Regions from separate parts of the Homo sapiens genome. Here region 1 is linked to region 2. A link is an interaction called in ENCODE POLR2A ChIA-PET data of the cell type or tissue named here. Cell type or tissue: IMR-90. All regions are shown on one strand.

What was found. Peaks named below come from ENCODE experiments on the same cell type or tissue, not always from the same donor. Only the 100,000 strongest peaks of a DNase experiment are listed, where the experiment ranks them.
Region 1: POLR2A ChIA-PET joins it to region 2 with 6 read pairs; 6 of 35 experiments call an interaction of 5 or more read pairs at or near these places.

Annotation. Positions count from the first base shown.
Region 1 is chr3:149,488,569-149,492,568 of GRCh38, forward strand. The region is part of intron 3 of TM4SF4 (transmembrane 4 L six family member 4); the gene reads left to right. Among named protein-coding and RNA genes, the nearest start is that of TM4SF4, 16 kb to the left of the region's middle. RefSeq lists a silencer at 794-1,088. In IMR-90, a CTCF peak has its summit at 700; no DNase peak of the experiment used is centred here.
Region 2 is chr3:149,562,295-149,566,294 of GRCh38, forward strand. The region is part of intron 3 of WWTR1 (WW domain containing transcription regulator 1); the gene reads right to left. Among named protein-coding and RNA genes, the nearest start is that of WWTR1-IT1, 88 kb to the right of the region's middle. In IMR-90, no CTCF peak of the experiment used is centred here; a DNase peak (open chromatin) is centred at 2,037.

The DNA of each region.
Region 1 (4,000 bases), 74 kb before region 2:
TTCATTTATAGAAATAAAGTTAAAAATTCAGTTCCTTAATCACACTAGCCATATTTCAAGTACCCAGTAGCCATATAGGGTTTGTAGCTACTGTATTGAATAGCACAGATCTAGAACATTTCCATCATGGTAAATGGATCTGTTAGGCAAAGCTGCACTAGACTTTAACCTCCAAGGGGGCTTGGAGCATTTTTGTTTTGTTCACCGTCTCAGCCCCTCTGCCTGACAGTGACTGGCACATCCCACAGAGTCAGGAAATATAACTATAGGGTCTTTCTGCACATGAAGAATGGATTTGTGCCTAAAAAAAATCTGTAGAACACCAATATATTAACTCAAACCTCTACGTATTCATTTACTGTGAGATCCTAAAGAATCTTAAGAACAGGCTTCAGGCTGGGGAAGTGAAGGGGCCTAGTTCTCTGTGATACATGGTCTTGGTTTGTTCACAGACGTCCCACATGAAATATCCCCATCTTTCTCATAGTTAAGCAATACAAGGTCTCTAACATCCTCATACCTTGTGCAGCGGTTTCCAAATACATTTAGTTTACTGTGTGAAAAGCCCTCTTATCATGCAGAGAGGACTGTTGGGGCTACACTACCATGGGGTTGGCTTGCTTGAGCATCAAACTCAGATCCCAGCAGGCTGAGCCCCCACAACCCGCCCCCATTGAGGCTCTTCCCCTGACAGCTCACTCTCTCCACCTAGGGGTGTGTGTGTGAAGCTACAGATTATGTCTTTCTTCAAGGAGCCCTCTATTAATTCCAGCAACATCAGTGCCACAGTAAACATATTTTTCTATTTTTTCTGTTATGTGAATAATACTACCCTAGGAATTTAAAGTCAATTGAAATAAATCTATGTCCAAAACAAAGGAGGGAGAAAGAAAACAAAACAGATGCCAAAAAACACTCCAAAGCCATACAATGGCCTCACATGTTCTGACTGCAGGAACTAACACCCTCCCCTCACACACGCACGCCCTACTTGGGATGGGATGGGATCAATGCCCAAGATCAGGAGTGACAGCTGGCCTGTGGGTCACCACACGAAATGCCAAACTGAGGGAAGGACAGGAAACGACTTTTGGAAGTTCTTCATATTAGTACTTCTGGAGAAGCAAGTTTTCATTCTCATTGCAGCCATTTATTGTGTATTGCTCTGTAATAGATGCTTTCAAATATGTTATTTTATCTACCCCTCACAACAGCAACTAACCAGCATCAAGAACAGGTACCAGATTATAAAGATTTGATAATAAAAACAGAATAGGGTAAACCTTGCAGGCAAGCGGGAACATTTCAGAATTCTCTATTTATCTCCTGTTCACTGTACAGCTTTGATAATTACCTGAAGGGAGAATGATTTGAACACCGAGACATCTGTACAGCTGCTTCAAACTATAATGTGATAAAAAATTACTGTACAGGGATGTATTACAAAACCGTATATATCACAGTTTCCAGATGATTTATAGGCTATTTAAGAATGATTTTGACTACTTATGTTTTAATTTAATCCCTTGTAAGATGTAAGACTGCTCTTTGTGCAAGGTATAAAATATGCCATGATGGTTACAGGAAGGGCATTCAGGGGATGGGCCCAGGTTTCACTGCACCCTCTTTGCCATCTGGCAAACCTTCAGCAGCATTCTGTTGTCTCCTCAAATCCTGTTTCCTCCCTTCTGAGACAAGAGCTCACATTCCTTTTTGATGTTATCTACTACTGCCAGCTCCAAATCTTCCCTCTAACTGCAGAAGTTCACCTTGAATTTCTTATGGCAATAATTGAAACTTCTATTGCTTGGTGTTTTCAGTTAACAAAGTGCTGTCACCTATATTGTTTCATTTGATCCTCACAAAAAGTTTATGAGATTGTTTAACTCTCCTTCAGAGGCAGGACAGCCAAGGCCCAGAGAGGACAAGTGGCTTGCCAAGAGGAATACAGTTTCTTAGTGGCAGAAGCTCAAATCCAAGTTTTCTCACTCCAAGTCACAGTGCTTTTTCTAGAACACAGTTTATATTGACTCATATTGTCTGCTTTTTGCCTAGATTCCCTGTTGGCAAAACTCATGGGATTCTACCTCCTACTCCTTTTACTATACAGTACTATACTGGTATCTGATAGTTAAAAAGGGTGTGTGGACTCTTCTTATCCACATAAGCATATAGTAACTGTTGTTATAGCTGCAAACCTAACACTCATACACAGCTGCTCAGAGAGTAGAAAGGATCAGTCACTTGTATGAGCCAAAAACAAGAAAACTCAAGACAGTTGTCATTTGTCCCTTATTACCAAAGGGCAGCCATGGTAGCAACTGCTTCTTCTTCTTGTTCTTGTTCTTCTTCCTCTTCCCTCCCCTCTTTTTCTTCTTTTCCTTCTCTTTTTTCTTTCTCTCCTCTTCCTCCTTTTCCTTCTTTTTCTTCCCAGTGAGTAAGTGCTAAGTGTTTTTATGTGCATTATCTCACCTAATCTTCCTCATAAATCTGAGAAGAATTTTTATCCCTGAAGGAGAAAAATGAAGCTCAAGAAGGTTAATTTTCCCAGGGCTCCATGGCTAGTAATTAGTAAAAGGATTTTTTTTTTTAATTAGCTGGGAGTGTTGGCTCATGCCTGTAATCTCAGCACTTTGGGATGCTGAGGTGGAAGGATTGCTTGAGCCCAGGAGTTCAAGACCAGCTTGGGCAACATAGGGAGAACTCCCTGCTCCAGCGCCCCTCTACAAAAAAAAAAAATTAAAAAATTAGCTGGGCATGGTTGTGCATGCCTGCAGTCCCAGCTACTCCAGGTGCCTGATGTGGGAGGATCGTTTGGGCCCAGGAGGTCAAGGCTGCAGTAAGCCATAATCATGCCACTGCATTCTAGCCTGGGCAACAGAGCCAGACCCTGTCTCAAACAAAAAACAAAACAAAACAAAACAAAACAAAAATATATATATATACACACACACACATTTATATATCTACATATGCACATATCTACTTTTATATATGTGTACATATATATACACACACACATATATATATGTAGTCAGTATCTTATTTTGTGCTGAAGCCTATCTCAAACATGGAACAAAAAACGAATAGACATGGTTCCTTTCCTATCAGCATATGGGTTAGGGTGAACACATGGAACAGATCCTCATAATGCAGAAAGTGTGAGATGGAGAAGGAGTGCGGGGGGAAACTTCTTCGAGAAGGTGACATGGGCTGATTTTGGAGGATGAGCAGAAGTTTGCCTTCCAGTGAGGAAGGAGAAGCACATTTCAGGCATGAAAAGGCTGACATGCTCAGGGAACCTCAGAGCACTGTGTGGCAGAAGCTCAGTGTGAATGAGGAGAGATTTGCAGAAGGGGCCGCCACACGATGTGGTGAGACTGAGAGGCAGCCAGACCTTCAGGACATCAGGGCACAGCAGGGGACTTCAAGCAAGACATGGCATGGCTACTTTGGACTTTTAGAGGCATGATGGTTCTAGTGATGTGGAAAGTGAATAGGAGGATTCAGGAACTAAAGAGAGATAAAAGCTGGCATCATAATCCAGATAAGATGATGAACATCACCCAGGCAGCAGAATTGGGGCTCAAAAAAGACAAATTTCAGAGAATGTTTGAGATGGAGTCATCAGGTTTAGGTGTGAGGAGAAAAGAGGAAGGTAATCAAGGTGGACTCTGAGATTTCGAACTTAGTGCACAAAATCCAGGGCTCTGCAATGCCATAGCATTTAGCACTGTTTTCCTCAGAAATGTTTTTTGGTGATAATATTAAGGGAGGGAGCAAAAGTAGTTAACTCATTCTGTCCTGAGAACCATATTAAAGAACACCCTAGAAGGAAAAAGAAACCTGGGCATTTTGAAATATACCCTCTTGGTTTCCTTTGAAGTAGAACCTCCTCCCATCCAAGGTCTTCCTCCCTGAGACAATTGGCCATCCCTCCCTTGACCCTGAGCTGCTGAAAGGAAAGCAGCCTGCACAGGGTGTGGGGACAGCCATAGGA
Region 2 (4,000 bases):
AAAAAAAAAAAAAAATTACTGAAATGGGAAGATGCTCATGGTATATTAAAAACAAGCTACAAAAAAGAATATAGAGGAGTTTCCAACTATTTTTATGTTTGCATTGAAGAAAGTCAAGAAAATATATGAAAACACACTAGTGTCATTTTGAATGGTACCATGGCTTTTTATTTTCTCATGTTTTGCCAATCAGCATTTTCTACAGTGACCAAATAGCAATTATGTAATATGGAAAAAAATAACATTCTTGAATCTTGCTGCTTCAAAAATGTTTAGAACCTTTTTTTTTTCTGCCTTAAAATACAGACACACACACACACACACACACACACACACACACACACACACACACAAAGGGGGAGGGGTGATCTTCTTTTTAGCACTTAAGGAGAAAGACAATCAAGGCTTTTGTTTTCCTGAGGCTTCACTTAAATGATATTGTTTTGCTGACTTCATCCTGGAGAACTATTCAGAATAAAGCATGGAAGAACAGCTGTTCTTGACCACCAGCAACTGCAAAACACCCAGGGAATAAATTTAGACTTCCAGAAAGGAAGAAGAAATCAATCAGTTGGTACCTGGGTGGGAGAGGTGATGATCACACACAGGCGGGAGCAATATTACCAGGGACGCCAAAGAGGAGATCAAAGAGAAGTGTCAAAATATCACTCAGCACTTATCAATTTGGAACAAGTGGCTGAATGACAAACCACCTCGAATCCCACTGCCTGCCTTTCACCCTTAACTGGGTGAAATTCTCCATAGCAAGGAAGCTCCTGAGGGCAAACTTTTGGAAGTCAGCCAGCAAACAGGATGAAAATTGTCAAAATTATTTTTAAAACTCTCAACAGAGGTCTACAGCTCGGTGAAGAAATTAGACTCCATTACAAATTAATTAATTAACTAATTAATTAATGTGGTGCAAACAAAGAAAGGACTAAAAAAGAAAACAAGTTTGACCTAGCCTTCACCTTCCTAAAAGGCCTCCCTCTTCCCCAGGTGTGGGGGTGCTTCTCTGGAATTCGTCACGGTTTAGGCTTACGAAGGCCTGATGGATTCTCAGGCCCACTCTCTGCAAGCAAAACTGAAGCAGACTTGTACATTTACCCAGTGGATTAAACAATACATTTCAAGAATCTGGATCCCAAGCTATAATTTTCCTCCTCATTTTTGAAGTTTACTTGGAATATTTGGGGTCAAGATGCTCTGGGAAGCCGCTTCAGCATTCACTTACCCAATGCTCATGTGCGCACTAACACCAAGCACCAAAATGACAAAAGTCAATGCCCTAGTAAATGTCTATTTCAGACAAAGAATCAGTTAAAAAGTTGGTGGGCATACTCCAAGTCCTTTTCAGATAAATTAAAGACTGAACGATTGAGTAGGTTCTTGTATTTTTATTATACTGGCATTTTCCCATCACTGTGCTAACGTACACAATTCTTTTTTTGTTTTGTTTTGTTTTGCTTTGCTTTGAGGCGGAGTCTGGCTCTGTCACCCAGGCTGCAGTGCAGCAGCTCCATCTTGGCTCACTGCAACCTCCACCTCCTGGGTTCAAGCGATTCTCCTTCCTGAGCCTCCCAAGTAGCTGGGACTACAGGTGTGTGCCACCACACCTGGCTAATTTTTTTGTGTTTTTGGTGGAGACGGGGTTTCGCCATGTTGGCCAGGCTGGTCTCAAACTCCTGACCTCAGGTGATCTGCCCGCCTTGGCCTCCCAAAGCGCTGGGATTACAGGTGTGAGACACTGCACTTGGCCTTAACATACACAATTTGATTGTGGCTCCCACACCTGGCTGATGATCAGAGTCATCTGAGCACTCGAAAACAGCATACCTTTCCAGATTCCACCCTACATTTACTGACACAGAAATTTCCAGGGCATATTCCTCCTAGCAGCAGCCCAGGATAATTCTTTTGGGAGCAAACAAACCACTGTATTCTAAAAATGTATGTTTAACAAATGCCCCCAAGTGATCCAGCTAGTGGTAGATCTGGACCACGCTTGGATAAACACTGATCTTAGAGACTAGTGAATAATCTATTTGCCACAGGCAGACTTGCTCAACTGCAGAGGCCTGAGCATTCTTGGTTTTGTCTTTAATACACATGGGGCCTGGAGCCTTTTTTCCAACACACTGTTCTCCTCTTCCACCACAAAAAGCTCAAGGTTCTCCCCTGTTGTTCTCACTCTTTTTTTTTTTTTTTCTCCTTTTGGCTATTACAAAAGTAATATAACCGCATTACAGAGAAAATAGAGGGAATCACCCTTAACTCAAAGGCTTAACTATAATCACTATTAACATTTAAAAATACATAACTGACTTACTCAACACATTTATTCTACAGAAGAGTACACCTATGATGCCTAATGAGCTTTGCTTGGGGCTAGAAATACACAGATGGAGATCAAGTTCCTGTCCTCAAGAAGCTTAGTCTTGTGAAAAAATGGAAAGAATCTAAGCAATGTGTTTTTCAAAAAAATAGAAGTATAATTATAGCATAAACAATTTGTCATGCTGTGTAAAATTAGAATGTTACAACAAAGTTTTCCATGTGTCTACATGGTCTATATCCATTATTTCACTGCTTATAAATATATTTGTGGCTAGGCGCAGTGGCTCAAGCCTGTAATCCCAGCACTTACTTTGGGAAGCTGAGGCAGGTGGGTCACTTGAGGTTAGGTGTTTGAGACTCACCTGGCCAACGTGGTGAAAACCTACCTCTACTAAAAAGTACAAAAATTGGCTGGGTGTGGTGGTGGGCACCTATAATCCCAGATACTCGGGGGCTGAGCTGGGAGGATGGCTTGAACCTGGGAGGCAGAGGTTGCAGTGAGCCGAGATCACACCACTGCGCTCCAGCCAGGGCAACGGACCAAGATTGCATCTCAGAAAATAAATAAATAAATAAATTTATTTATTTTCATATTTCAGGCATTTGTTTATTTACTGGCTATTATAACTAACACATCTTTGTGTATGGTTCCCAAAATATTCACCTAGCATACTACTTTTTTTTTTTAAGGAAAATTGTGGCATCAGACATTTTTCATGGCTTTTATTATTTCTTATCAAAGAAGAAATTTTCTACCTAAATTTCTAAATTTCATATAATAAAACCTATAAGTCTCCATCACCTAATCTTAATAAAGACTCATCCACATTAAGATAAGTGGAACATAGCCATGAAAACATAAGATTTATTTTTTATATGCTATTATGTCCTGCTTTATTACATAAAAGGAACTCAATCCGTTGATTTGGTAATTTTTTTCAGTCTCATTTCACATATTCCTTAAAAACCGTAAAAGAAAGGAACTATAAAGAATGTCCTTTTCAGGCCGGGTGCTCGTGCCTGTAATCCCAGCACTTTGGGAGGCTGAGGTGGGCGGATCACCTGAGGTCAGGAGTTTGAGACCAGCCTGACCAACACAGAGAAACCCCGTCTCTACTAAAAATACAAAATTAGCCAGGCATGGTGGCACATGCCTGTAATCCCAGCTACTTGGGAGGCTGAGGCAGGAGAATTGCTTGAACCCGGGAGGTGGAGGTTGTGGGGAGGTGGAGGTTGCGGTGAGCTGAGATTGTGCCATTGCACTCCAGCCTGAGCAACAAGAGCGAAACTCTGTCTCAAAAAAAAAAAAAAAAAAAAGAATCTCCTCTTCGAAACCCCAAAGAAGGTAGCCTTCAATAATGCTGATTAACTAGAGTGTATTTGACAATAGATAGCTTCCTCAAAATCTAAGAAAATTGAGGGCACAGTGGCTCACACCTGTAATCCCAGCATTTTGGGAGGCCAAGGTGGGAGGATCACTTGAGACTAAGAGTTCGAGACCAGCCTAAGCAACATGGTGAGACGCCCCAATCTCTACAAAATAAAAAGAAAATTGATTTTCTACAGTGTTTAGAAAACTTTTCCTTCTTTTTTTTAATCAAGAAAATCATTTTTAAATAGAAACCTTTCCCCCTGTCCTGTGCCCACCAGTGTTCCTTTTCTT